Regions from separate parts of the Homo sapiens genome. Here region 1 is linked to region 2. The links are chromatin contacts, found by Hi-C in ENCODE. All regions are on one chromosome and are shown on one strand. The core of a region is the stretch at or near the end of the contact, and the rest is flanking DNA. Distances in the headings are between cores, read along the strand shown. Region 1 overlaps CRIM1 (cysteine rich transmembrane BMP regulator 1). Region 2 has its middle 110 kb from the start of CRIM1-DT.

The links. A loop is a pair of places that touch in the nucleus more often than their neighbours do. Pooled maps may share reads with other maps.
Region 1: a loop to region 2 is called in a pooled map, with 2.2 times the contacts of the local background. The contact joins two enhancer-like sites. A Hi-C loop is called at or near these places in 5 of 37 single-sample maps with no recorded cell type and 8 of 50 pooled maps.

Annotation. Positions count from the first base shown.
Region 1 is chr2:36,527,933-36,533,951 of GRCh38, forward strand. All of the region lies in intron 13 of CRIM1 (cysteine rich transmembrane BMP regulator 1), which reads left to right. Among named protein-coding and RNA genes, the nearest start is that of FEZ2, 67 kb to the right of the region's middle. Within about 2 kb of position 3,302, at least 3 of the 41 ENCODE cell types and tissues checked have a DNase peak (open chromatin) inside an H3K27ac peak, as active enhancers do.
Region 2 is chr2:36,238,375-36,244,743 of GRCh38, forward strand. No RefSeq gene overlaps it. Among named protein-coding and RNA genes, the nearest start is that of CRIM1-DT, 110 kb to the right of the region's middle. Within about 2 kb of position 2,262, at least 3 of the 41 ENCODE cell types and tissues checked have a DNase peak (open chromatin) inside an H3K27ac peak, as active enhancers do.

The DNA.
Region 1 (6,019 bases), core at 2,052-4,551, 290 kb after region 2:
ACAGCTCTGTCACATTCTAGCTTTATGTCTCGGTGATATGATGTAACCCTAGTTCAGTTTCCTCATCTATAAGATGGCAATAATAATATTGTCCTGTGCTTCACAAAAGTGCCAAGAATATTAAATGACATAATGTACATATGCAAAAATACTTTATAAACAGTAAACACAATTTAAGTGTATATTGATTCAGTAGAATTGCTGCTCTCGTAACACAGATTGCAGCTGATCTGAGTAACATTATCAAATAGATTCTAGTGTCTCACTGTTAAATGTAGCGTCTGGCTTTCTACAAGAGAAATGCCTGGATATAACATCTCAGTGATGAGCTTTTCGAGGCCGAGAATATCTTAGATAATGCTTTGGCAGTGTACCTCATCCTGCCTGCTCCCATCTTAAAAAGCCCATGTCACTTTGGTCACTCCATCGTAACCCAGGTAGAAACAGTGTGCTTTCTGTAGCTCAGCTGTGTTGTGACAGGGCCTTGCCCACAAACCACACTGTTCTTTCATACCTCTAGACATTATCAGAAGTGAGAAAATAGGGCTCATTTATTTTGGTTTATGTTGAGAGGCTAGTCCCATTTGAAGAGTCTGAACTTACTGTGCATGATCCACTGTGATTCCTGGGAACAGAGTACGTGGCATTTATCATCAGGGCGCACCCTCATAGGGAGATGTATACCTCCTGCACATTCTTCAGTGCTGTCAGTTACTGTGGACCTACACGGAGGCCCAGGTTGTCACAGTTAGTGCTAAAAAGATTGAAACAAAAGATGAGAGGTGTGATTTGAAAGAAGGGGAAACAGGATGATTTTCTGTGTATTGTTTAGAGAGTATAAAAATGAAAACATTCTGGTTGTCGTGCACCATGCTAACTTTGGAACTGGTCTAAAGTTATCACAACAAAAATAAGCAGTGTTTGATTTCAGTTTGTTTGGGTCTTACCCTATGCCCTAGGAAGCAACTGATCTTGCTGCTTCCATAAGCAGCTTTCTCTTCTCACTTCAGTATCCTTTCCAGGCCCCCGGCTGTGTAAACAGAAATTCAAGTTGTTCTGGTTAACTTGGGAAAAACCCCTAAGCTGCATAGTCTTTAGGTGTGCTCCGCTCCAGCCCCACGTTCTTAATTTAAAGAGCTCTGCTGCACGGAAGTTAGGCTGCTGCACTGCTATTTCCAGAGAGATCCAACAGTATCTGCCTTTCTCTTATTTTGGTCCAGGAGGCCAAACCTGATTTTGTACCCTCTAGTGGTCAAGGATATGGGGGAAGACCCCATCACAAGAGGGCCCACCTGATAAGAACCCTCTGGAGACTGCTGGCAGAGTCTTCTTAACAGGACTTGGACTGTGACCAGATAAAACATCTTCTATAGGTGCAGAAACTGGCCAATCTGGAAGGTCCAATGGCTTCTACGTTAAGGTTTTCTTAACAAGATGGTATACCCCGACTTTTACATGGATTGCTTCTTTTAAGTCCTAAAAGAAGTTGTATTTCTTCCTCCTTATTTGGGCCACCTTGATCTTTAGTTGTTTCTGCCTGCCTTTTAAAATGACATTTTTATATTTCCAAAATGATTTATGTGAATAATGTCCATGTACCTGTAGATGCATCTTGGATTGTAGGCCCTACTATGACATGAGACCACATTTAAAGTTGAAAATAAAATGTTTCCTTCAACAACTATCCATGAAGTGCTTAATCAACCCATAACAAATGCTTAACACAAGGAGTAAGCTCTATTACTGAGAAATTGTGTCCTCTGCATGCAGTGGTTCTCAGCCAAAAGTGACTGTGTTTACTAGTTTGGTGAGATTTCTTTTTGTAGAACTAGGACTTGGAAGCCTGAGCAATCACCTATTTCTTTCTAGTATGTTGAAGAAATCTGATAGGCTCTTTTAACCTTTATAAATTACTTGCACTTCCTACCCTAAGAAATAAATGAAATAAAATAAAACAAAAATGGAATTCTAAGAAAAGCCTTAAACTGTGGCCAAATCTGCTTTCACAGCAATTAAGATTGAGGCAGTATGGAGAGGTAGGAGTCAGCCGACATGACAGCATGTACCTCATTTTTTTAAAAGAAAGATGGATTAAGATCAGATTTTTTTTTATTGGAAGCTAAAAGTTATAAAGTAAAATACCCAAAGATTTAATTAAATCAGTAAGCATTTGTTGCATTTTTAACCAGAATTCTTTAATCATTTCCTGACAGAATGACTGTGTATTAGATCTCTGCCTCATTGAAATTGTCTAGGCCCCCTGCATCTGTTTTGAGCAAGACTTCAGTTGAGTTCCATCTTTTCATTCTTTTACAGTCTGTAAAGGCCTGGTGAGTCAGCGCATTGAAAATCAGTCATCATCTTCTGTCTATGAGTTCTTAGTGGCCCGTACATTATTTTCTCAGATCCCTGCATCATTACAATTTCCATGTGTTTAAGTCTCTTCTTTATGTTTTTTAAAAAAACAAGTGAAGCCAGTTTCTCAAACAGGAGGTGCTCACATTCTATTTATTCTCCAAGTGTGGAGTTTGTGCCCAGCATGTGACCGACAATACAGAATGAAAAGCACATGACAAGCCAGGGATTTCAGTGTCTTGTTAGAAAGTGAAATGAAAGTGGTATTTTATTCCTTTGTGGCTTAGAGAGTGCTGTAATGCATTGTTACAGGTATAAACTAACATTTTTAGAAGTACTTCCCCTATTCTTGCCCAGGTCAGCTATGTCATTGGTAATACTTGGCTGCCTTTTCTACCGCTCCCCTTTCTAAATCTCATGTTACCCATAGTATACATGGGCCCTTTGTATGCCTGCCTAAATGACTTCACTGAAGTTTTCTGTAAATCCCTCAAACCTCAAACTTAAGAACCCAAACTGTAATATCATGTTATTAGCAGGACCAGCTGTCTGCGCGTCTTTTCCAGACACTGGGCTCATCCATTTGGATATGGACTCCCACAAAGCTGACGAGACCCTCTGGGTGCAGGAGCGTCTCCTGAGGACCAAGGCCTTGAATGCCTTGTTCACGTCTGCATCCCCAACACTTAGGATGACACTCGGGGGGCCTTGATCTCAATGTGTGGGAAGAACAAATGCCCCCGTTATAGTACTGTGTTGGCTTGTTTTGCAGTGAGACTTATTCTGAGATTAAGAGCTGCATTTAGCTTCTTGGCCACCAGGATCCCAGAGTAAATTACTTTTCAGGACTCTAAATAGTACGCAGGAGATTTGAAAGAACTGATGCAATTTCTAAAGCAGCCTGACTTCCTCCCAGGAGGTTACTCCCACACCAAGCCTCTGACTTCATGACCACCAGATTTAGAAATTGAAGTATCTATGTAAGAAGTTGCCTCCTAGGCAGAAATCAAGAAATCCAACTATAACATAGGTTAGAGTCCATTTTGGTTTTTATATCCTTCCACAGAGGAAAGAGGAGGAAGAATCTGGAGATGCGTTTTTGGTTTTTGGTTTTTTGTTTTTTTTTTTTTCCAGAGGCTCATGTATATCCTACATCATGGTCAGTTTCAGAGCAGGGCTGTGCCACCATCTCAGTGACTCCTGGAATACTAAATTGGATCTTTGTAGAGGAAGAAAATAACACAGTTCTAGATTTTCCCTAGCTGTTAATTAGTTTTATGGCATAATTAAAATAGCTCAGGAGTAAAAACAAAGTCCAGCCTTAACAGCCTGTTAAGTCTTCTTTTCTTATCTTGAAAAGAGGTAAGATAATGAAGTTTAAACAGTTGAAGAAGTTAACCGGAAAGGAATTAACATTTCAAGGCCTTGCCGCTTCTTCCTCCTCTTGTGATATGAACCAGAATTGAGGGAAAATAGGCAGGAGGGAACCCACACTGAATTTTCCAGACTCTACTGCTGAAAGACATTGTATATTTTTATTGTAATCATATGTGATGCAAGATAATATTGCTCATATCTGAATCCCAAAAGAAAAGAAGATGTTTGTCTGAGCATCCCATGAGGTAAGCAGCCCCATGGAAGGACCAGCTGCATCCAGCAAAGGGCTCCAGGTCCCTGACGTAGTTGACGGTGATGGCAGAAGTAAATCTTTGTATTCTTGCAGAGACTTTGTTTCTGAAAGAGGCCAAAAGTCATTTCAAACTGAATCTGACGGATAAGATAGGGGCCATAGCTGAGAAAAATAAGTAGCGAAGCCGATCTAAACCAAGGTGTAACTGTGAAATAGTAACCATCTTCTTTGCACGTTTCAAAATTGGCCCTGGACGCCATCGCAAGAGGAAAATTCCAAAGCTGTGCAGCAGCGGCAGTACCATTGGAAGAGTTTACAGCCTACCAGGACTACTTAGAAGGGGATCATGTTTATTTGGATATATAACCCCTGATTGGTTTGTTTTAAAAATAAACGTTATTATGTTAGTGTCATACCTCATGGTTTCCTTGGAACATTCTCCTCTAATCCTCTTTGAGAGAGTGGGAGGGAGAGATTGTGAGGGGAGAGAGAAGTGTTAAACAGAGATGTTCCTAAGGAGGACCAGGAATCCTAAATTACCTAAATAACCCACTTGGTTATCTCCACTCCTTGATAGCACTGTGTGAGGTATGATGCAGTCAGGTAAAGGACAATTTATCTTTGAAGACAAAGATAAATTCGAGTCCCCATTTTCAAGAGTCAGTGAGAAGTAACAGCTTGTTTGTGTGGCACTGATTGATCCTTGTCCGGGCAAGTGGTCCCTCCACAGGTTATCCGGCTTGGCACACAACAGACAGAGGTGCTGGCGGACTGTGGAACCAGACCCGCTGTGGTTCCCCTCCTCACCCTGCCACTTCCTAGCTGTGCATCTTGGACAACTGATTGAATCTTGTGCCTCATTTTTCTGTAGAATTGAAACAATACCCTGACCCATTGGGCAATGGAGATCAAATGGCATTGATGCAGGTAACATGCTTAACACAGGGCCTGGTATGTAGTGGGCATTCAGTAAGTGGAAGTTACGATTATTATTAGGTATCAAAGAACAAAACTTAATTGTCAGAATAAGCAAACCAGTTGGAATAATAAACGTAGCCTTTAGAGTTAAATGGCACAACCCTGATAGCCACACATAAACTGTTTTGGTTATTTTTCGTTGGATATTCCCAGTCTTTATTTCTACATCCCTCTTCAGGCTGAGTGCTTAAAATACATTTATATGTAGTCTCAATTAGATTATGCTGTTTCCCCCAAAAGACTACAGTGACTATTATTTTAATTTATAGAACCTCGAATTGCATGGAATAGCTACCACATCTCCCTTTAAACCTGGTAGCTTCCAAAACTTCCTGATGGCGTTTTCGCAAATGGGTCCCTATGTGTCATTGAAGGAGACAGTGTATCTAGGAAAAGAAATGAGGATACTGAGCAAGGTGTTGGTGGCTCATGCCTATAATTCCAGCATTTTGGGAGACTAAGGCAGGTAGCTAGCTTGAGGCCAGGAGTTCAAGACCAGCCTGGCCAACACAATGAGACCCCATCTCCACAAAAAAAAAAAAAAAAAACCCTAAAAATTATCCAGGCATAATGGTGCATACTAGTAGTCCTAACTACTCAGGAGGTTAAAGTAGGAGGATCACTTGAGCCCAGAAGTTCAAAGAGCTATGATTGCACCACTACACTCCAGCCTGGGCAACAGAGTGAGACCCTGTCTCTTGAGAAAAAGAAAAAAGTTATTGGTTTTCCCATTGCCTCCAAGGCATTCAGAGTGGTTGTTCTTTCTCATAATATCATTTTATAAATATTCTTTTAGACAGTGATCTCATACAGTTACTGAAAGAGTATTTACATAAACCCTGTATGCTGTAGCTCAGCATTTGATCTTTGATATTTCTTCTGTGGTTTTGATACATCAGTTGAAATTATTCTACATAGGTCAGTATCATTCAGAAAACACCACACATCATAGCCAGGTGCTTTAGGTCCACGCTCAGTCTAAGTTCTTCCCATCATTATTCTCGTGTGTGGAGAGAGGAAGGGAAGGAAAGAAGGAATGAAGGAGAGAGGGAAGGA
Region 2 (6,369 bases), core at 1,012-3,511:
ATGCTTAACATTCCAAAGAATTATCCCCACTTTTCCCTCACGTCGTTGGGCAGTTGGCATTTATCTTTATATATGGTGGTAAGGAGATGGAAACCAGAAATGGGATCCATATCACGGAATTCAAGAGAAAGGACTTTGAAAAATACAAAGAGCTATATGAGTATAAAAAACTGTTAGATGATTGTCTAAAGGCAAGAACAAAAAGACTACATTAACAGGATCATTTTCTTCTCAGAAAAAAATTGCAGGAGCGTCTACCCAAGCCTGTAATAGAAAATTGGCCTGTGGAGTTACAAGATTGGTTACAAGATTTGATATAAAATAATCTCACCTCACCTATCAATCATTCCATGTGAACTATATCCAGTATAAGCTATGCTTATACTAACTGGTTAAACAAAAGGATCAAACGTAATTGTCATTTGCTCTGTAACAGTGTTTTTCAATTAGATTATAATGGATGATCCTAGTATATATGAATAAAAAATTATCAACAAATTATTACATACATAACCGCACCATAGAACATTATATTTAAAGGCAAATTATTTGTTAAAAGAAAAATGGTATCCATGTAGACCACTCTCCGTGAGTGCTCAATGCAATAACTGCATCCATTACTACCCCAAGTTGAAGGGAATGAATGAAAAGACCACTATGCTGTAAATCGCTTAGAAGCAGAATTTAGTTAATTGAGAAATTATGTTCAGGCTAACCTATCCAGATAGCGTCATATCTATGTGGAGTAAGTTAATAGAAATTCCATGCTAGCTCCATGAATTGGTTCAATAACAGGAAAAAATACAGATGAGGAGGAAGAGAGAACTGGCAATGTGAAGTGACACGTTTCAAAAACAATTCCTTTGTACTTATTCAGAGCTCCAAATCCATCCATACACATCACGGGAAATGTGACGATGCCCATGCACTTATCATTAGATTCACTCTCCAAAATGTCAACTACCAGAAATTAAACTCTTCCTGTAGGCCAGCTTGGTTTTTAAACACTATGTCTAATCTCGCAGCAACACCAGGACATAGGCTTCATTGTTGTACAGCTTTACAGATAAGGAAGTTGGGACTCGAAAGAGTTAAATGAGTTGCCCAAAGTCACAAAGCTATTAAATGACCAAGACAGGACTGGGATGAAGCTCTTGAGTATGAAGTTTGTGTAATATGTCCACTATGGCTAGCTGTATTAGTCCATCTTCACATTGCTAATACATACATACCTGACACTGGGTAATTTATGAAGAAGAGGAGGTTTCATGGACTCATAGTTCCATGTGGCTGGGGAGGCCTCACAATCATAGTGGAAAGCAAAAGGCACATCTTACATGGCAGCAGACAAGACAGAATGAGAGCAAAGAGAAAAGGGAAACCCCTTATAAAACCATCAGATCTCGTGAGACTTATTCACTACCATGAGAACAGTATGGGGGAAACTGCCCCCATGATTCAATCATCTCCCACCAAGTCCCTCCCATAACACAAGGGAATTATGGGAGCTACAAGTCAAGACGAGATTTGGGTGGGGACACAGAGCCAAACCATATCACTAGCTGTTTGCCAAGTAACAGAGAGGAAAAAGATTCAGAAATAACATTTGTCTCTGTCTGGGTATTTGCCTTAAACTGCAAGCTCCTGGAGGGCAGGGCAGCATGTGTTCCTACCTGGTTCTCCTTATATGGCACTAAGCAGTATGAGCAGGTGCTGTGGAATATCATTTGGTACTGAGAACAATAAAGAAGCAAGAACACAGATGATGGTAGGAGCCTAGCTTGCTGTCCTGCCTCTGAATTTATAAAAGGTCTCAGGAATGACATGCAGGATAGGGAAATATACAGCCTCTGAGCCTTGGTAGCTACATACAACTCACGATGCACACTGTCAATCTTGCTATGTTAACCGGCAAATGTCCAAAGGAGGCATTAAATCATTGCCAGAGACCACTCAGCTCACATTACGTTGTACTGAAGGGGGAGGAGGGGCAGATTTCAGAGTCCCACCTTCTTCCAAGCCCCCGCACTCTCCTCTATGTCTGCCCCGCAGCTCAGGCCTGGAATTTTATGTGCAGCAAAAAATCAAAGGTAAAATAAATGCTGAACAGCGATTGCTGTCATTGCCTTCCCCGCAGTCATTTCGCTATTAGCTGTTGGAGGAGCAGACCGTGTAGGCTGACGAGATCTGAGTAAGGACGAGGGATGAGATGTCAAGGCAGGGAACACGGCTGCCTTTGCGAGGTGGCTTTGACTCGCGCTGCAGACATCACACGTCAGCTCGGTGGAGACAGCAAGCAAACCCAACTGCAGCCGCAGAGAGGAAGCAAAAGAGGAGTGTGTGAAAAGATCAGCATATTCAGCCTGCCAATTATTTTCCTCCCTCCCCAACCCCACCCCCAAACACAAGTTCCTTAATATTAATAGTGCTGGAAATCGCAGCAATGAGCACATTGTTGGGGTGAAACTGAACATTACTCTCTAAATGAGATCCTGGGTGTGAAAGCAGAAGGTCCTCTCTGTCTCCCAGATCAGAACATTATCTGAGGCCAACAGCTCTGCAGCAGCTCTTAACCTCAAGAAAAGGGCTCGGCATTTCTGGTTCCCCAATAAAGCCACAGCACACCCTGGGACTGTTCAAATTATGGATACACACACACACACACACACACACACACACACACACACTCAAAGGAGATTATTACTAAGCTTGGGCTACAGCTTAAGAGGCATAAGTGGCATTCTCTTATTCCTCTGACTTGAATCCCTACACCTGTTACCCAAACTTCACTCACTGTTCTCCTCCACAAAAACACATTGTATCTTTGACATTACTATCAGTTTTGATATCAGAAGAATATGTGCCCAGGCAGCAGCATGACATATGTTGAAAGAGCTAGAACACTTGGAACTCTAACCTACTTTTATGAGACTTTTTTTTCTGGGTACGAGTCCCTTAGCCCATCCTTAAAGAAATATGACCAGCACCCATTCCCATCATTTAACTTTCCCAGATTAGAATTGAAACCTCTTCCCAACTGTACTGCAGGAGGTAGAAACTAATAGTTCTTTCTGAAGATTAAACCCTCTTAACCTTCAGGTGAAGAAATAAATATTATGCTGTTAAAGGATGAACCCCAGTCTAATGTCTATTAAATTCTTCCTGGCAGATTTTCCAGAGGTACAATAAGCAAAAGGAAAGAATAATATTTTCAATTTGTTAGATAAATGTAGGCAGGATTGGAGGAAAATAAATGAAGAGTACTTGCTTAGACTCTCGTATCGCTAATAACCCTGGAACATAATCTGAAGGGTTATTTAACCCCAGAGAGTTCAGGCTAGTGATGGAGGTCTCTGTGGGAGCAAGGTTTAGTCTCTGGATAATAGGCCTGCAAGGCCTGGGAAGTTAGCAGTGCCCCAGCAAGCAAGATGCATTTCAGAGAAAATCCTAATGGAAATTGGGAAGTCATCTATCAGTAAAGAACTGAGTGATCTTATCATGGGTTAGGAAGAAACAAGCAATTTCAGAAGCATTTGGGTAACTAGGATTTTACACCAATATATGAAATACCAGGGCTGGGATTGTAAGACTGGTGCAGGGGCTCCTGATAACTATTTATTCATGCATTAAACCATTATTGTGTACCTATTATGTCCTACACTCTGTGATCATTGCTGCTAACGCAAAGACAAATAGGATGTAGTCTTCAAGCAGCTTACCACGTCTACCGGGAGAGATAGTGAAGAGTCAATACATGACAATTTCAGAAGGGAATGCTTCCAAAATGGAGTGAGGATCTCTCCAAATTTAGGAGGGCATGGGTATCTACAGTAAGCAGAAACTGATAATTCCTTCTTTACAAATTTTTCTAAAATCTGCCATACTCCAAATATAATTCTCCATCTGAAAAAAAAATCATGAGAGACTTTAAAGGAAATGTGAACTAGTAATTATATTATACAAGCTAATCCCACAAATAATCATATGAAACATAAAAAATTTCATTAACACCTAAGCCCGTCTGTATTTATTTTGTCTCATTCAATAGCACATCATGACTCTGTTTCCATGGCTCCAAAACAACATGGAAATTTGGTCAGGTCAGTCAAATAAAAAGTCAAATGAGTTTTTAAAAGACAAAAAGACACAAACTGAAATGGTTGCTATCTTCATCCTTTACAGGCACAGTCTAAAGCCTATTTGTTTCTCTTTGTTGGCTGTCTGCTTTCATACTGATTCTCAAATCCCTTTTCTCTACTATTTTATATAATACACAACTTTGCCTGAGTTAAATTGCATATAATATCTTAATACATCATCTTCCAATCATTAATTTTCATCAGAGAATGTCAGCAAGGAATTATGTCAGATTACTTGAACCAGATTTTTTCTCATAAATCCATTGTAACCTCTATATAGCCTTCTTTTCTATCAGAAAGTATCCATCTCTCTTGGAAGCTTCTTAAATTTTTTTGAAAATAAAGTTAAACTTACTCAAACTGCCCTTGTCTTTCTTCTTTAACAAATGTTTATTGAGTTTCTATTATTTGAAAAGCATTTAGTAACATGTTGAGGATTAAGGACAAATATAGTCTCTGATTTACAGGTAGAGTGAGATTTTCCATGCTGTTTTGAAGAAAAGGCAAGTTATCCCATAATGACAAGAAGTTGTTCTCAGTTGGAACTGGAACCAACACCTCCTTGAAAGACTTGTTGAGAGGCCGACCCAGTGCAGAATTTCCACTGACTGTTCAACCCTCCACCAATCCCCACATCAAAAAAAAAGTCAACCATGGGGCCAGATGAGGTGGGTACTACAGGGTTTATGAAAAGAAGATAAAGGAATAAGAGATGCTCCCCTGTGAGAAGCCAATATAATTATCTGTGAAGCCTGGAGGTTCCAGAAAGATGGAGTTACTGACAACTGGCTCCCTGGCTGGGGGCTTGCTGAGCTGCAGTACCCCTAGGTCCATGCTGGCAACACCCCAGGGAGGAGCATGCTAAGGGATCCTTAGGAGAGAGTTCTAGAACTCTGAAGGTATGTTGGTGTTATTTTTTGGTCTGTTTCCCCAACTGTGGACAGGAGGAAGTAAGTGCTTCAGAGGTTTATCTTAAAGTTTATAGGTCATTCTTGAATATAAAGCAGGCTGCCTATTTCTGGCTCCTTAGAGACTTACAAGGGATAGAGACCACTGGAGCAGCCCATGCCAGTGGAAATTAAAGGGTTTGGCATTCCTAGGCAGCCTTTCCCAGCTCTTCACAGCCCTCAGAGCATGTGGAAAAGCATTCCACTTTCATAGAATACAGTACAGAAATGAGCTGAGAATACCCTGGCAGTTTCTGAGCCAATAGATAGGATGTCTAATCCAAAGAAGTGTACTGCTGGAGAAGTGAAGGGATACATGGCTATTCCTTGAGGGAATGTTTCAGTGATAAGGAAGGCTGGGGCAATGATAAATGCCACCCAGTGAAGACCAAGCACACCATCTGGTTGGAAACCTTAATGCCAGCAGATACTATCAACATCCTCAGCTGGAACCAGATTGGCCTAAGGGAAGATGTGAAACCACCACACATGGGCAGTCAAGTAAAAACACTTCTGCCTCCCCATATGCTTGCTTCCATCTTGCCTACCACGCCACAGAAGTCAATGCCCAGGAAAGGACTTAGGGGAGAGGGGACTAAGCACCAGGCCTCAGCCCCCACCTCCTTCACATCCAGCTTCCACGGCAACAGCTGAGGAGAAGATGAGATTTGATTGAGATTAATAGTAAAGCTTTTAAAATAAACACATTTAAGTCTCCAACTAGTGATCATTATTTCATAAAATAAAATAATTTCTTGTATAGGTCAATTAGTTGCTACCTACACATGTATAAGCTTATTTTAATTTTCCTGTAATTTTTATATATTTAGGAGGTGCAAGTACAGATTTCTAACATGCATATATTGCATAGTGGTGAGGTCTGGGCCTTTTGTATACCCATCACCCGAATAGTGAACATTGTACCCAATAGGTAACTTATCAGCCCTTTCCCCACTCCCACTATCCCACATTTTAGAGTCGCTAATGTCTATTATTCCATTCTGTATGTCCATGTGTTCCCATTGTTTAGCTCCCACTTACAAGTGAGAACATGGGGTATTTGACTTCCTGTTTCTGAGTTATTTCACTTAGCATAATGGTCTGCAGTTCCATCCATATTGCTGCTAAAGACATTTCATTTTTATGGCTGAGTACTATTCCAAGGTATACATATGCCCAATTTTCTTTATCTAATCCTCCATTTGGAGACACAGGTTGATTCCATACCTTTACTATTGTGAATAGTGCTGTGATAAACATATGAGTACAGGTAACTTCTTTTT